Regions from separate parts of the Mus musculus genome. Here region 1 is linked to region 2. Evidence: chromatin loops called from intact Hi-C (ENCODE). Cell type or tissue: heart. All regions are shown on one strand. Links, peaks and the distances in the headings refer to the core of each region. The heading gives the core; the rest is flanking DNA. Region 1 holds the start of Eppin (epididymal peptidase inhibitor). Region 2 overlaps Acot8 (acyl-CoA thioesterase 8).

The links. Hi-C counts contacts between places; a loop is a spot of excess contacts. Peaks named below come from ENCODE experiments on the same cell type or tissue, not always from the same donor. Only the 100,000 strongest peaks of a DNase experiment are listed, where the experiment ranks them.
Region 1: a loop joins it to region 2, with 11 times the contacts of the local background. A loop is called at or near these places in 6 of 42 quality-filtered maps.

Annotation. Positions count from the first base shown.
Region 1 is chr2:164,588,323-164,596,653 of GRCm38, reverse strand. It overlaps Eppin (epididymal peptidase inhibitor), which reads left to right and starts at 3,083. Exons shown (of 4, transcript NM_029325.2): 1 at 3,083-3,228; 2 at 4,859-4,990; 3 at 7,173-7,340; 4 at 8,003-8,311. The coding sequence starts at 3,138. The coding sequence ends at 8,016. Wfdc8 (WAP four-disulfide core domain 8) reads left to right here. Exons shown (of 8, transcript NM_001080550.2): 8 at 1-196. In heart, for the core only: a CTCF peak has its summit at 4,423 (motif pointing left); no DNase peak of the experiment used is centred there; H3K27me3 peaks cover 1,156 bases.
Region 2 is chr2:164,794,367-164,802,697 of GRCm38, reverse strand. It overlaps Acot8 (acyl-CoA thioesterase 8), which reads left to right. Exons shown (of 6, transcript NM_133240.2): 3 at 2,753-2,978; 4 at 6,889-7,046; 5 at 7,519-7,713. Among named protein-coding and RNA genes, the nearest start is that of Acot8, 6.3 kb to the left of the region's middle. In heart, for the core only: a CTCF peak has its summit at 3,939 (motif pointing right); a DNase peak (open chromatin) is centred at 7,597.

The DNA.
Region 1 (8,331 bases), core at 261-8,260, 210 kb after region 2:
TATCTATTGTCTAGCTCCATACGTTCGTTGTAAGTTTAAAGCAATAGTTTTTATGTCACAAGTTAGCACAGTTTCATCAAGAGACAAATCGTCTGCTTTGTGCCATATTATTTTGAAGTCTTGTATAGATAAACTAGTCAATCTCTTATTTTTTTTTTGTCCTTGCATTTAAAATAAATTGTCCATTCCCAGTTTATGACCTTTAGTTACCAAATAGTGGCCTCACTCCTAACCTAGGAGGGATGTTCTCCTGGGCTGTAAATTTGTTTTGGTTTTTGTTGTTGTTGTTGTTTTGTTTGTTTGTTTGTTTGTTTGTTTGTTTTTTCAAGACAGGGTTTCTCTGTGTAGCCCTGGCTGTCCTGGAACTCACTCTGTAGACCAGGCTGGCCTCGAACTCAGAAATCCGCCTGCCTCTGCCTCCCAGGTGCTGGGATTAAAGGCGTGCGCCACCACGCCCGGCTTTGACTGTAAATTTGTTCTAAGCTTCCTTTCTTTTCCTAGTGCAATTAGTCTGTGACATATGAAAGTTTACAGAGCTCTATTTGCAGCTTTTATTCTACGGGAGGGGGTGAAATTACCTGTTTCAATTTAAGAGGTCTATGAAATCATTATCAGGGATTATGAAATCATCAATTTGAAGTATACAGCATTACCACATAAGAATACATCTTCATGTTGACCTGCAGGAAATTTGACCAATAGGGTGGTGGGCTGGTGCCCAGGAATCGCTAGGCTATGTAACAGTGGCAGGAAAGGTATATCAGCATCGAGAAGCAATCCTGAGATGAAGTCTCTGGGGACTTTGCCTCCAGAGCACACCCATCGAACCCATGCCAAATGGCGGGGCATCTCCAGAAAATTCACTTGTTTGCCGTAGCCTTTCCTTGTCCTATTAACTTTGTGTAATATTAATTACAATATATAATTTCACATCTTCCAAATACCCCCATGCTCCTCTGCTCTTTTGACCCACCCAGTATCTTCCCAACCATCACTCGACTAGCCACACCCCTGTGTGTCTACTTTTATACCTCCCAGTCATCCTACCTGCCTTGCTCAAACAGAGAGATAGACTGAGAGTTTATCTTAACCCTGTCCTGCTTTAAGGACCAGTTGCTAGACAGTGACCTGCTGGATGGCTCTCAGAGCCTGTCTGGGAGAGCAGATGTCCAAGTTAGCAATGCAGTCAGATGCACTAGGAGCAATGCTGGGAGCCATCCACACAACAGGGCCTGGTCTGATGGAGAAGCATGAGTTGCCACCTACAGGTCAGTGTGTTCTGGTTCTTCCTAAGTCACTCATTCTGAGCAGATTTCTCCTAGAACGAAGGTATACGAAGGCTACGACCTTCTGTAAAAGAAAGAAGAAAAGGAAGGCAAGGACCGGCTGAGTGTGTCCTAACCAGTTTGTTCCATGAATTAAGTGTTAGAAGGAGTCCAAACCCAAGATACATCCTAGGCCCCAAAGACATGCATTTCATGTCAGCTGCTTGGAAAATGACATGCACGTGTACTGACATGCAACTCAGACAGGTCAAATAGAATGTGGTAAAATAACCTGGACATGTTAGCATCTTTTTTATCCCCTGAGAGAGTTTAAGGAAGAAGGCAGATTTAGCCTTCAGGGGTCATCAGGAAGTGTTTTAACCGTAGTCCTTCAGCCTGTCTCTACTGACATGGGCTACTTTTGTTTCCCTTCGGACTAGGGTTACAATTCTTTCCTTCAAGTCTACAATAAATTAGATCCTCATCACCAGCCAGTGGCCTGAGGTGGAGACTCACAGACTCGGTGCCCTGGAATCCTGTCTCGCACATTCACTGGCTGGGTGATACTTGTTAGAATCCTTTCTGCTCTGGGTCACATAATCCTGCTGCAAGATAAAATACCCCAGGGTCTTTCAGATTAGAAACACCAAGTTTTCGCCTGCTGGCTGTCTTTGAGAGAATACAGAAGTCCAAGAAGATCAGGTTGTCTAGTAGAAATTCTATTTCTAAGACCTGAGCTGTAGGTCCATGGGAGAGTGTCTCCCAGCCTATGCAGATCTGGGCTTAATCCCCAGCAAAATCATTTTAGCATTTTTGAGAAATAATCCTTAAGTGACATTGCAAATCTGCTGATATGGGATTTCCATGGGGGTTCTGCCTCTGATCCCGATGATGAGGCTGTGTGCTTAGCTATCACATAAAACAAGTTGAGAACAATGACCTGCACAATATGTTACCAGCACAGGGAAAGAAAGTAGAATCTGGCTGTTAATATTTTCCCTTTCGCAGAGAGCTTCTCTGCCTTCTAGCCCAGTGTTCAGCAGCTGGTACTGGAGATGCACAACTAGGAGGGGGCTGCTCACGTGTGCACCCTTCTTCTGACAGCACACTTAGTATCCAGCAGCTCTACAGTGTTGTCCTTGATTCAGCTGTAGTCTCTCAGACCCGTGTCTTTATTTCAGTGTCTTCTCAGGCAACACTCTGTCATGTGGTGGAGGCTCCCTGCGCTCTGCAACATTCAACAACACTGTGACAAATGCTATCTAAAGACTCTGTTATCCACCTGGTTTCTCCCCAGTCCTGTGCTCTCTTTGGCAACTCTTTACTCTTTGGCCTTCATTTAAAAAAAAAAGTGTCCCTGAGAGATGATAAATGGGAAAACGGTGGGAAGAAACTGTGGGAGAGGGAGAAGGGAACACAGAGACCTTGGACCTACCATGGGAATAAACATGAAGAGATATTAAGACAATAGAGAGTGTGCTTAACGGAGTGAGTGTTTTAAAAGTGGTAAATTAATGGTAAAGAGGGCATGCCACATTAACTTTGAGTTATCAAGATGAAGGCCCAAGAGGACAGCATTGACCCTCAGTGCAGCATGGATGGTGTAGAGTACACTTTGGGCACTACCCTGGTTGACCAGAATGCTAGCCCTATGCAGTCCAAGCAGAAAGGCTTTCTCCATAGATGTGGGCTGTGAATGTCATTAGCTCCACTTATGATCTCGAGAACTTGGTGTTCCCAGCAAGATAGTAGGTGACTGGCTTTTCTCCAGCTCTTACAGCCAAGGTACAGCCTACTGAGAGAATCGGATGGGCGAAGGCAGCAGACATTTCCATGTTCTAGAACTACCAGCCAGGCCAGCCCCTCGCCAGAATGAAGCTTTCTGGATTTGTGAGCATTCTTGTGCTATTTGGCCTGCTTGCAAGAGTCCAGGGACCTAGTCTAGCTGACTTGCTGTTTCCCAGTAAGTACTGTTTTTTTCTAGTGTTGTCTGGGAGAAAGGGAAGTTTACTGGAAGGAAGAGACAAAGAACAATTCCTCAGGTGTGGGTCACCTTTCTACAGCTCCTTCCTGGGTGTGGCTCAGGAGAGGAGAGAGATACTTATAAGGTCTCTTAGTGTTACAACGACCTCTGTGTTGATACAGGGACAGGGGTCTGGGGAAACACCTTCAAAGTCCCTTTAAAAAGGGGAGGTGAGGAAGGGTTATGGTTCCAACATTAATGGGAAGACCTTTCACCTCTTAAAGAAGTAGACAGACATATTTGTCTGGGGGCTCTGGGGTCAGAGTTGGTGGGTTGTACAGAGTTGGTAGCCTGGTGATCTTGAGCAAAATATTTAATTTCCACGTGTCCTCTCTGGAACTTGATTTCTTCATTTTAAACGAATTTTGGCCCTACAGCTTTGTGGTGAAGAAACAGGACAGAGTAAAGCTTCCCCCCACGGTGACCGCTCTGCAGGTATTAGCTAACATTTGCTTGTGTTCACTATCTCATTTAATCCTCACAAGAACTCTACGAGAGGAAGTCCTATCAACACTCCTGTTTTATTCTTTTAATTTAAAATTTTGGAATTTTAAACATTAAAATATAATTTTCCCCTTCCTTTTCTTCCTTCCAATTCCTTTTACATACCTGCTCCCACTCCGTCTGAAACTACGGCCTCTTTTTCTTTAATTGTTGCTGTTATCTGTGTGTGTGTGTGTGTGTGTGTGTGTGTGTGTGAGAGAGAGAGAGAGAGAGAGAGAGAGAGAGCCTAAATAAATACAGCCTGCTGTGTCTGTTTATTATTTTCTGTATGTATATGATTTCAGGGCTGACCATTTGGTATTGGATAAGCAATTAAATTAGGGGGGTCTTCCCTGGGAAAGACTATTTCTCCTGAACTTAGCACCCCTTAGTTGTATATAGCTCTTTGTCCGTAAACTTCCCTCTTTGAAACTAGAAGACACAGAATTTAAAGAATGTGCCCACCATCACAAGGCTACCAGCATTCAACCAACTAAAGATTTTTCTACGATAACACCTGTATTAACCCGTTGAAAATTGTATACAATGTATTTAGGATCCTGTTTCTCCTCCACAACACACACACTCCCGGCAGAGTTAGGATTCCAAAACCCAGCTGCAGGTGGGGGAGGAATCACTGTGCAATGTTGCCCTCTAGAGGAAAACAGCAACACGACATAACTGAATAGCTAGAACAAAGGAAACAGAGGCTGTAGTGGAAAGGGTCTACTCCCAAGGAGGCATTCCCAGGGTCTGGAGAGTGTCTGGATTGTTAGGAGATGGATGGAGTGCCCAGGATGTCTAGTACATGAGGCCAAGGTGGCTGTTAAAGGTTCCACAAAGCACAGGGCAGCTCCCATGGCCAACAGGTGATTGTCACCAGTGTTGAAAAGTTCTGCCCCAGCAGCTGGGGGGTAGCAGGGATGGAGGGAAGAAGGTATGGAGGAGTGTTGAAGAGGTTAGAGTGGGTAGTGATGGAAACGGGAGCAAAGAAAAGGCTTCCTTCACCGTGAGCAAATTTGAACATGAGCTTCCCTGCACTCTCAAATCCGAAGGCCCAGAGGCTGAAGGACTGTTTCTTTCCTAGGGAGATGCCCCAGATTCAGAGAGGAGTGTGAACACCAAGAGAGGGACCTTTGTACCAGGGACAGGGACTGCCCGAAGAAAGAGAAGTGCTGTGTCTTCAACTGTGGAAAGAAATGCTTAAACCCCCAACAAGGTAATAATACCAAGGGCTTTGGAATACCACAAGCCTTTTACCATGCCTCCTCTTCTGCCCACCTGGGCTGCCAGTGCCCCATGGGTCACTGGGGGTGGGGGTGGGTGCTGGGTAAGATTGCTGCCTTCGGGGTCCTGTGGGATAGATCCATTACAGATTCTGGTGAGGTTGTGGCAGTGATGTTCTTATCCCAGCAGCTAATTATGAGCCTCAGTTTCCCCCAAATAAATGTTGGGTGCATGGGTAGGATTGAGTCAGACTGTTTCTTGACTTTTTCACTGCCACGATTTTCTGAGTCCCACAAGTGGCCATTGTTGTGCTAACAAATGCTCCCATTATCGGTGACAAGCGAGGTGATTTATCCTCCCAGGCTTCTGGTGGCTCAGCAATTGCCTCTCTGCCCATATGAACTCGACTCTGTACTAGGAAACCTGCCCTAACATTCCAAACCAGAGCTGCAACCTCAACCCTATTCCTGCCCCCTCTGGATTCCCAAAAGGCCAAAAGACATTCTCCATTCGTTTAGAAAGATTTGCTGAGCGTTTCTGATACCCACTTCTTTTCTTAGTTCACTTTGCTCTAGCAAAATATATTAGACAGGTTAATTATAAAGAAAAAGGTTTATATAGACGAGGTTTTGAGTCTGGGACTAAATATGATGAGTAGACACCGGCATGGACCCCAGAGGATGATGATAGGTAGGTGGGAGGAAGAGGTCACATGATCAACAGAAGCCAAGAGGAGCTGGGGTCCTACAGTCCCTTTGGAGGACATGTTCCAGGTGATCTAGGAGTCTCCCAACAGAGCTCACCTCTTGAAGGTACTACAACCTTGTGGACCAGGACTCCAAATCATGAGCCTTGAGTGGGACACACTTTAACCATATCCAAACCAAAGTCCCTGTAATAGCACCTGACTTGTTCTCTGAGGTCAGAGCCAATGAGAAAGGTCTCTAGGCAACTAAACTTAAGAGTTGAGTTCACAGTCAAAGGTAAAAGTGAGGATGAAAAGGCTCACCCAGCAAGAAAATGACTCAAAGAGACCTCAGGGGGGAGTCCAGGGAGACAGAGAGAGAGCATGATGCTTGTCATTATTGGAAGAGGCCCTTGGCAGCTTAGGACCACACAGTCCCAGATTGATGGGCTAGAAGAAGGACTCTTGTCTTAATCCTAAGGACCACGGGCTCAAAGGCAAAGAGAGAGCATGGTCTTTGCTATTTAGTGAGGCCGTGACATGACCAACGGAGTGTGAGGGTGATGGAGGGGGAGGGGACTGGACTTATTGTTGGAGGACTTCCAGGAGAAGGCAGGTGATGGTGATAGCTTCAGCTGGAGACATGGCTCAGAGCAGGGAAGAGTGGGTGGCAGTTGAAAACTATTGGGGAGCACAGAGTGTGACAGTGGAGCAAGAGTGACAGCCAGGTGACGTGCTAGAGGTCTGACACCAGACTTCTGAAATCTGAGTCTCTGGTCCAGTTTTTAACATCTTTTAAAAATCTTAACCAAATTAATATTTTTTCTATGTGCTTCCACTTCATGTGATGCTAAAGGCCCTTGGAGCACATCTTACTTCACTTTTACCGTCCCATAAAACTCAGTCCTATGCTAGGCATCAGAACCCCAAAATGAATCCAGACACAATCCCTGCCCGCTGGAGGTTCACAATCCCAGGGACAAGACTGGAGGCATTTTTTAAACAAACAAACAAACACATAAGCGTCAGAAACAAGATGGGAAAATGCAGGCTCGATTCAGGCCACTGGCATGATGTGAGATACGGAGCGGAGTTAAGATAGACTTCCCAGAGGCACTAACTGATTTTTAAGAAAGGTTTTGAAGGAAGAATAAACATTCTGCTCGCACGCAGTGGTGCGTGTGGGTGTGCAAAGGTGTAGAGGTGCAATGGAGCGTGCTGTGCTAAACTGGAAATCGCCACAGTGTGGGGCTTAAAGAGATTCCATTCCATAACCACCCTGTGGACCCTACCTCCAGGGATGCAGATAGCCACCGTAACATCCTCCAGCAAGTGCACGCGCGCCGTGTTTGGGGTGTTGAACCGCTGGAGCGCGAGGGGAAAAAACGAATTCCAACTTCACTTATGGTGGCTCTCAGAGGAAGGAAAGGCATTGTTTTGTTTCGGGCTGCGCATTCTTGAGTTCTCAACTCTGGGGGTCCCTCTGCAGATATCTGCAGCCTGCCGAAAGACTCCGGCTACTGTATGGCTTACTTTCGTCGTTGGTGGTTTAATAAAGAAAATAGCACGTGCCAAGTCTTCATCTATGGTGGCTGCCAAGGAAACAATAACAACTTCCAATCCCAAAGTATATGCCAGAACGCCTGCGAAAAAAAAAGTGAGTCTTGGATCCAAGCCCTCCCAACCCCCACACCACGCACGTCCTGCGCATGCCCCGCGACCTCCCACCCCATCCCTCCCCCCCAAACCGCACCTAACATCCTCACGAAGGCTGTCCCCGGAAATGTGGGTGTGGGTTGACCTGTCCCAAGGCAGCTGTGTCTTTCTCTGACCTGACAGAGCTACATCTGATCAGGGAGAGAGACGGGACCTCCTGGAAACTGAAGCTGGGAAGATATGGGGGAGTTAGCAAACAAGAACGGATTTAGGAGGGGTGAAGGGGGATGTAGAAGGGTCCCCAAGACAGACTGCAAAATGATCAAAGAGCGTCCAGCCCCACCCAGGCACTCTTTCCAACGAACCATCCCAAGACTCAACTTCTTCACTTCCTTTTGCCACCAAGCCAGTTCTATCCATTTCTCTTCAGAAGGACAGACTGACTTTTGTCTTCGTGTTCTTTGAGTGAGCATAGACAATAACAAACTTCACTATATTTTCACGCCTAGATGGTTGCACTTTTCTCATATTTAACTCAACTCCCGTTGACCAACCCCACTTTGAGTCTCCTCCTAGGATAAAAAGTAGAAACATAACTCCAGGCTCCAGAAACAAACCCAGCCCGAGATGCTCAGCTCTGTCTTATCTCTGTGTTCTCAACAGGCAGTCTCACCTGAACAGAGGATACGCTGGGAAAATCATCAGAATTTGGCTTCTGCTCCAAGCTCTGTGTGCCTGCTGTGTGCTCCAGACTGGCTTCTGGAGAGCACTTTGAGCACTGCAAGACCTTGAGTCTTCCCAGTTGTGGGGTCCTAGGATACCTCCCCTCCCACCATGCCAGTTGCTATCCATAACACCTCCTCTTGGGGTCCCCATCACTAGCCTCAGCTGCTCAGCACCACCGTCAAAAGCTCCCAGTTTACTTCCATGTAGCTCTCAACTTCGTTCAGTAAAGTCTTTGGCTTCACCCTGTGTCTGTGAGACTGAGTGGT
Region 2 (8,331 bases), core at 45-8,044:
CAGGCTCTGGAAACAACCTGCATCCATATCACACTCACTGAGACTCATTAAGTGCATATTCTGTTTCTTTTTAAAACTCTTTTAAAAAATTATTTATTTTATATTATGTGAATACACTGTAGCTGTCTTCAGACACTCCAGAAGAGGGCGTCAGATCCCATTACAGATGGTTGTGAGCCACCACGTGGTTGCCGAGATTTGAACTCAGGACCTCTGGAGTAGCAGTCTGTGCTCTTACCCACTGAGCCATCTTTCCAGCTCCATATTCTGTTGAATGACGTGGACCAATGCTTCTCTGCTCTCAGTGGGTCTTCCCTGGAGCTTTCTTGGTTGATTTGATTTTGAGATAGGGTCTCATTGTGTAGGCCTGGCTGGCCTCAGCCTTTATGACCTCAGGCCGGGCTCTGTTCTTTCTTCATTCTTTCTGCCTGCCTCTGCCTCCCAAGAGCTGGGATTAAGGGCTTTTGCCACCATACCCAACCTTCCTTCGTTTATAAAAAATATGTATATGTATGTATGTATTTGCTTATTTTTGAGAGATAGATGTGTATATGTCTATGCCTAAATGAGTTCCACGCTGCTCTCCTGCTGTCTGAAGAGGCAGTGGGTACGCAGGAGTTTGGAGTTACTAGGCCTTGTGAGCCACCCTGTAGGCAGTAGGAACCAAACAGGTCCTCTGCAAGAGCAGACAGTGCTCTGAGCTCACGAGCGCCTCACTGTCCTTGCTTATGTTGTTTTGAGACAGGGTCTCACTATTTAGCCTGGCTGGCCTGAAACTCACCATTCAAACCAGGGTGGCCTCGAATTCACAGCGCTCTGCCTGCCTCTGGCTCCTGAGTGTTTTGGAGTAAGGGCCTGCACCTCCATACCTGGCTCTCTTCATTCTTTATTCTCTTCTAGTGTCAAGACTGCTAAGTCTTCATAGGGCTGTAAACTGCTATTGGGATAGAAGGTGGGAGGTTTGGAAATTCAGTTTCAGCTTTATAGTAATTAGCACAGTAATCTTGAATGAGGTTACCTTCTTTGGCTAAGATTGAGCTCATCTGTGAAACAGAGGGGAGGTGGGACCAGAGATGTTTCAATAGGATCTCTTAGACTCTTTAAGCTCTGTGCTCAGATACGGGGGACTTCTCATTGAAAACCCTTGGTCTGGGCTGGCGATGTAGTTCAGCACTTGCATGCTGCTTGCAGAGTGGTGGCCTCATGTGTCCCTTGCTGGCCTCAGGCTTGCTGTGTAGCCATGGATGTCTCTAACTAATGTTCTGATCTTCTTGCCTGCAGCTCCTTGGTGCTGGGATTATAGGTACCACCAAACCTTTGCTGCTCTGTAGAACCCAGGATTTCCTTCATGTTAGGCAAGTCCTGTACCAACAGAACCTCGTCCCAGCCCAACCCTGGCCTTCTTATCCTGTGATTCTTTTAGCTAAAGAGATGCCCTACTGGGTTTTGTTTGTTTTTAAGCTAAATTACCAAGTCTGGCTTGGGATTTAATCCTCCTGCCTCAACCTCCTGCATGTTAGCATTACGGACTGGTGCCTAAATACATTAATTGGCTTTAGTTTTGATTCTAAAATCAGGGACCACTTCATTTCAAAAGTAGAATAAGTTGCCAGTGCTTGGGAGGCAGAGGCAGGCAGATCTCTGGGAATTGGATGTTATCCTCTACGAAGTTGCGGGGCTACAGTGAGATCCTGACTCAAATAAATTAATTCATTATTTAATTAAAAAAGAAAAAGCAGGAAGGAGAAGAAACAGTGTTCCAATCAGGCAGGCAGAAGGGGTTGGCGTTTATTTATACACAGAGAAAGGCTAAAGCCCTGGAGACAGGAAGTATACTGGTCATTTCAGTGACTCTTCGTGGGGCTGGAGGTGTATCCAGAGCAGGCATGAGGGTGACCCTCTCACCTTCTTCAGCCCCACACAGCCAGTTGGTTAATAACTGACAGCTTAACCGACAGCTCTCTCTTTTTTTCTTCCTTTTCCATTTTTATTAGGTATTTAGCTCATTTACATTTCCAATGCTTTACCAAAAGTCCCCCATAGCCACCCACCCCCGACAGCTCTCTTAATTTTACCAGTTTCTGATTGTACCAAGGGGAGAAGGTCAAATGTGTGTCCCTAACCGATCACATAAGTGTCCCCTTCTCCACGGTTCACCTGCAGCTTCTGAAGACCCACATCCTCTAGTCCGGGTGCACCCAGCACATTCCCTGATCCTCTGCTATAGGCACGGCCCACTCCCATGCCTGTCTGGGTCTCTGCCAAAAGCACGTGACAGCAACATGTTGAGAAGTCTGTCGTTAAGAATGAAAAGACGATGGTATGGTAGTTCACACCTGTAATTCTAGCATCTGCGAGGCAGCGGCAAGAGGATTTGGGTTCCAGGCTAGCCTAGGCTATAGAGTTAAACCCTGTCTCAAAACAACAAGAGCCAGGTGTGGTGGCCCACGCCTTTAATCCCAGCATTTGGGAGGCAGAGGCAGGTGGATTTCTGAGTTCGAAGTCAGCCTGGCCTACAGAGTGAGTTCCAGGACAACCAGGGCTATACAGAGAAACCCTGTCTCAAAAACAAAACAAAACAAAAAACAACAAAAAAAACCCCCAACCAAAACAACAACAACAGCAAAGACCCCAGCCAACCAACCAAGACATCAGGATGAGTAGAGCAAGGGTGGCTGTTTGACTAACTGATGACGACGATGATGGCCCGTGGATTTACTTAGGGTCACTGTACCCCTTATGTCCACTGCAGGGGACCCGAAAGTGCCAGTGCTGTACCACGTAGAGAGGATACGGACAGGAGCCAGCTTCTCAGTGCGCGCCGTGAAGGCTGTGCAGCATGGCAAGGCCATCTTCATCTGCCAGGCCTCCTTCCAGCAGATGCAGCCCAGCCCGCTGCAGCACCAGTTCTCCATGCCCTCCGTGCCCCCGCCAGAAGACCTGCTGGATCACGAGGCCCTCATTGACCAGTACTTAAGGTGAGGCCTGCGGATTCCAGAGAAGTGGGTTTTGTTTTTCTTCTTCAGTTTTTATGGTTTTATGGATGGGACCCCAGGATCCTAGTGTGCACTAGGTGTGCTCTACCACCGAGCCACACTCCAGACCTAAGACATGCACTACTTTGACCTATAGTAAAAACCACACTTAGGCCGGGCAGTGGTGGCGCACACACCTTTAATCCCAGCACTTGGGAGGCAGAGGCAGGTGGATTTCTGAGTTCGAGGCCAGACTGGTCTACAAAGTGAGTGCCAGGACAGCCAGGGCTACACAGAGAAACCTTGTCTCGAAAAAAACCACAAAAACCCAAAAAACAACAACAACAAAAAATCCACAGTTAGGCCCCTGGCATAATCTGCATGCCTTTAGAGACAGGCAAAGTCTGTGAGAGTTCCAAGCTAGCCTGGTCTACATGGGGGGGTCCCAGCCATCCAGCTCTATGTAGAGAGATCGTGCCTTTAAATAAAAAAGAAGACAGTACTAAGATGACTCAGTTTAGATACATTCTGATTATTTCTATACTATTCTCCATTTCCTTTTAAAAAATTAGTATGCATGCCACAGCATATGGAGGATGGAGGATGGCTGTGTGGAGTCTGTTCTCTTTTCTACCTTTACCTGGGCTCGGAGGATGGAACCCAGGTCCTCAGGCCTCTATGCCATCTCGCCTGCCCGCTCTTTTTTTTTTTTTTTTTTTCTTTTCGGTTTTTCGAGACAGGGTTTCTCTGTGTAGCCCTGGCTGTCCTGGAACTCACTCTGTAGACCAGGCTGGCCTCGAACTCAGAAATTCACCTGCCTCTGCCTCCCAAGTGCTGGGATTAAAGGCGTGCACCACCACGCCCAGCCCGCTCTTTATTTTTAAATGTATTTATGTATGTATTTATTTAAATATAGGAGAGCTCTGTCTGCATATACACCTACATGCCAGAAGAGGGCATCAGATCCCTTTATAGGTGGTTGTGAGCCACCATGTGGTTCCTGAGACTTGAACTCTTGACCTCTGGAAGAGCAACCAGTGCTCTTAACCGCTGAGCCATCTCTCCAGCCCACGTTTGTTTTGTTTTTTTTAAGATTTACTTATTTATTATATGTAAGTACACTGTAGCTGTCTTCAGAAACTCCAGAAGAGGGCATCAGATTTCATTACGGATGGTTGTGAGCCACCATGTGGTTGCTGGGATTTGAACTCTGGACCTTCAGAAGAGCAGTCGACGCTCTTAACCACTGAGCCATCTCGCCAGCCCACGTTTTTATTTTAATCAGTGTGTGTTGTATGAAGTCATGGGTCTCATTCTGACAGCTTCATGCATGTGTCTACTGTATTTTTATTACATGTTCCCACATTACCTCCCTCGCCCCCTTCCTCATGCAGTCCCAGGGCAGTGTTTTTAAGCTCTGGCTCCTTCTCATGAGTGGGCCAGGGAGCCTCTAAGTAGGTCTTGAGTATGTAGTCAAAGTATAAACTAGATCCCATCACTTGGGAGGCAGAGACAGATGGATCTCTGAGAGTCCCAGTTTAGCTAGGGCTACATGAGACCCTATCTCAAAAACATGGGGGTGGTCTGAAGAAATGGCTCAGCCATTAAGAGCACTTGCTACTCTTGCAAAGTGTGGTGGTCTGGGAGGTATACTCTGATAGAGCGTGTGCTTAGCATGCCCAAGACTCTAGATTCATCATCCCCAGTACTGCATGCACATATATATCAATATATACAGATATGTCTATATATACAGATATACATATATGCATATATAGATATATATGTATACAGAAATGTATGTATTTTATATACAGTATATAGGAGCAAAAAAAAAAAAAAAAGAGAGATATTAGAGCCCAGTGCATCTAGGGCAAGAGGCCTCTGAGCCACTTCAGTTTCAGTGTTAGCACATGTGCATGTGGGATCATAATGCAAAGCTTTGGGCAGAGCTTTACACTCAGCCAGCACAGGCAAGGGGTAGCTTTATTGTTATTAAAATATTGGTTGGGGCCAGTGAGATGGCTCAGCGGGAAGAGATGCTTGCTATACAAGTCGAATGAGCTGGGTTCAATCCCTGGAGCCCATGTAAAGGTGGGAGGAGAGAACTGATTCCACAGGTTGTCTCTGACCTTCACATAAAAATTGACCCTAGGTTCAATTCTCAGTTCTTTTTTTTTTTTTTTAAAGATTTATTTATTTATTATATGTAAGTACACTGTAGCTGTCTTCAGACACATCAGAAGAGGGAGTCAGATCTTGCTACGGATGGTTTTGAGCCACCATGTGGTTGCTGGGATTTGAACTCGGGACCTTTGGAAGAGCAGTCGGGTGCTCTTACCCACTGAGCCATCTCACCAGCCCTCAATTCTCAGTTCTTGAATGCAACAGTAAATGATTGAATCCAACAGTAAACGGCTGTTACAACTACTTGGTAAATAACTGGCCACCTCCAGTCCTGGGCTGCTGCCCTCCCTGCTTCAGGCCTATGGTGCAGCAGCTTTGGAGTTAACGCATAGCAGAATGAGGCCCTCCTCTGGGACCTTGCTGCAGAACGTGGCCCGCTGCTCAGTATCTTCACTTTAGTGTCTTCTCGATATTTTGACTCTTCCTTGGTAACATATTTCTCACTGAGATCACAACGAATAAAGTTTGAATTAAGTTTCGGCTCTGGATCTAGACACAGACACACATGGAGTCTGGCCAGAGTCTGTGCCTCTGTTAGTACCTACCTGCTATGGGACCTTCCATCCCCCAACCTCGCATGGTCCTAGATTCTTCATACGGGAGCAGTCATTTCTCCAGCTATGTTGCTTGTGTTGGATACTGGGGTGGTAGCAGCAGGGCATGAGGGATGGGTGTGGGTTCAGGAGACTGAATGGCCAGGATTCAAGTCTAGACTCTGTCCCTGATAGCTGTGTGAGTTTGGGCCAATGCTCACCCACTTAAATCCATACATTTGGTTATGACTTGAGCTAATCATAACTCCCACCTCAAGGTTGCTTTGAGAATTCAGTAAGAGGTGTATGGCACTTAGCTATGTAGGGGTGTGTGAGGCTTCGTGTGTGCAGAAATAAAAATAATGTATCATTGCTAAAGGAGCCTGACTTCAGGACTGTGCTCCTCAATAAGGTAGTAATGACCCTATAGGCTGCCTTAAGCTTATGAAATAGAACGAACAGTTCTTTTGTGTGTGTGGTGCTAGGGATCAAATTCCCCAGGGCTTGGTGCATGCTAGGCCGGCTCCTCATCCCACACTCTTCATTGATCTTGTTCTCTGGGTACAGCAGCCACATTGCAGGTTCTTAGTCTCATGTGGCTTAGTGGCTGCCACTGTGGACAGTACAGATGAACAGTCCACCAGACTGGTGGGTGGGAGCGGCAGAGCCTACTAAGTACTGAGGGTTCCATGGAAGTGGTGTCACCCGGCACAGTGCTTCCGACTGCTTAGATAGAGAATGCAGACACATCAGGAGGTCTCTGGAATGTCCAGTGATGAAGTGGTTAGATACATGAACTGCCTGATACCAGATCTCCCTCCATGCTCTGAGCAAGCCACCTGGGTTCCTGTGCTCACCTCTTACCAGCTGACCACACTTGCCAAATGACGTTGTGTCAGGGCTTGAGTTGTGGTTGTGTGCAGTGCTTGGATCAGTGCCTAGGCCTTAGCTGTGTCTGTTTGCTATGAGACAGGTCACATTATTACTGTCATGTTACAGGAGGGAAAAATCGGCTCAGAGAGATGACTAACTTCCCAAGGCTGAAGGGACGGGGAAGGGATTCATAGACTATATTGTTTGTCAGCACCATGAGGAGGCTTTGCAGAGCCCCCGTGGCAAATGGTGTGGATCAGAGGGGCAGCAGAGAGACGCCCCACCTCCCTGGATATCCTTGTTCCTGTGTTTACTTCCAGGGACCCTAACCTTCACAAGAAGTATCGAGTGGGGCTGAACCGAGTTGCTGCCCAGGAGGTACCTATTGAGATCAAGGTGGTGAACCCACCCACCCTGACCCAGCTGCAGGCACTGGAGCCCAAACAGATGTTCTGGGTGCGTGCCCGGGGCTACATTGGTAAGATGACCCACAATTCGGAGGAATGCACTTCAGGAGTCTAGGCCTTGCCACACTCATTGCCCTCTGTGGCTTGGCTATACCACTCTCTGGCCTGTTTCCTAATCTCTTACCAGAGTCCTTACCCTTTAACATGAGAACCATTGTTGGACCTTTCTGGGGAGAAGCAAGCTACCATGCTGAAATTCTTACCTAGGTCAGCAGCTAACAATGGATGTCTTTGTGCAAATTGGTTCTAGGACCAGAGAGAGTGGCTGGGGCGAGAGACTTGGGAAGAGCGGGTTTACATTTAACTTACCTCTGTCCTCTCTTAGTCCTTCCTTATCCTTACACACAAAGCCCCTACTTGGGTCAGGTGCCCTTGCACAATGACTCATTTGTGTATGGCAGCCCCTTTCTCCCCCACCTCCCTGCAGGTCCTGAGCTGGAAAAGCCAGGAGCCCAGGGCTGATGGGATTGGGACCTGTTGCAGGGGAAGGTGACATCAAGATGCATTGCTGTGTGGCTGCTTATATCTCTGACTACGCCTTCCTGGGTACAGCACTGCTGCCCCACCAGTCCAAGTATAAGGTGAACTTCATGGCGTCACTGGATCACTCCATGTGGTTTCATGCCCCATTCCGAGCCGACCACTGGATGCTGTACGAGTGTGAGAGCCCCTGGGCTGGTGAGTGTGGGCCCAGGGTCCGTGTCTGTAGGATGAGAGGGAACCTGCTTGGTTTTTAGATGATGCTGCCTCTCTGCCTCTCGCCACTTCCTGGGGCTGCTGCACAGGCTTCTTGCACTGTGGCCCCTCTTAGTATTTGTGCTGTCCTCAAAAATTTAGGAACATCCAGGAACGACTGACTTTATCTGAGACCATTACAGGTGGCCAGGCAACTTTAGATCCCCTGTGTGAACTTGGGCAAATCCGTTTTGAAGCTTCTTTTGGTTTTGATTTTTGAAACCAACCAGAGTCTCATGTACCCTTGCTGGTCCTGAGCTCTATATGGAGTAGAGCCCAGCCTTGAATTCATGCTCCTCCTGGCTCCACGTCCCAAGTGCTGGGAGCCACTGTATCCTGCTTCTCGGTTTTTTCATCTGGATAAATAGGCTTATGTTAGACTGCACCATCTAAACCCCAGAAGCCACCAGACTGCCACTAGAGGGAGCTGTTTCTAAGCAGATTGCATTGTGCCCCCGCAGGTCCTGGAGCAGGTCCAGCAAAGTGCCTTGTCTTTTTAGAGTCACATGTATCTTAGGTTAGCCTTGAGCTCACTCTGTAACTGAAGGTGACTGCGGGGAT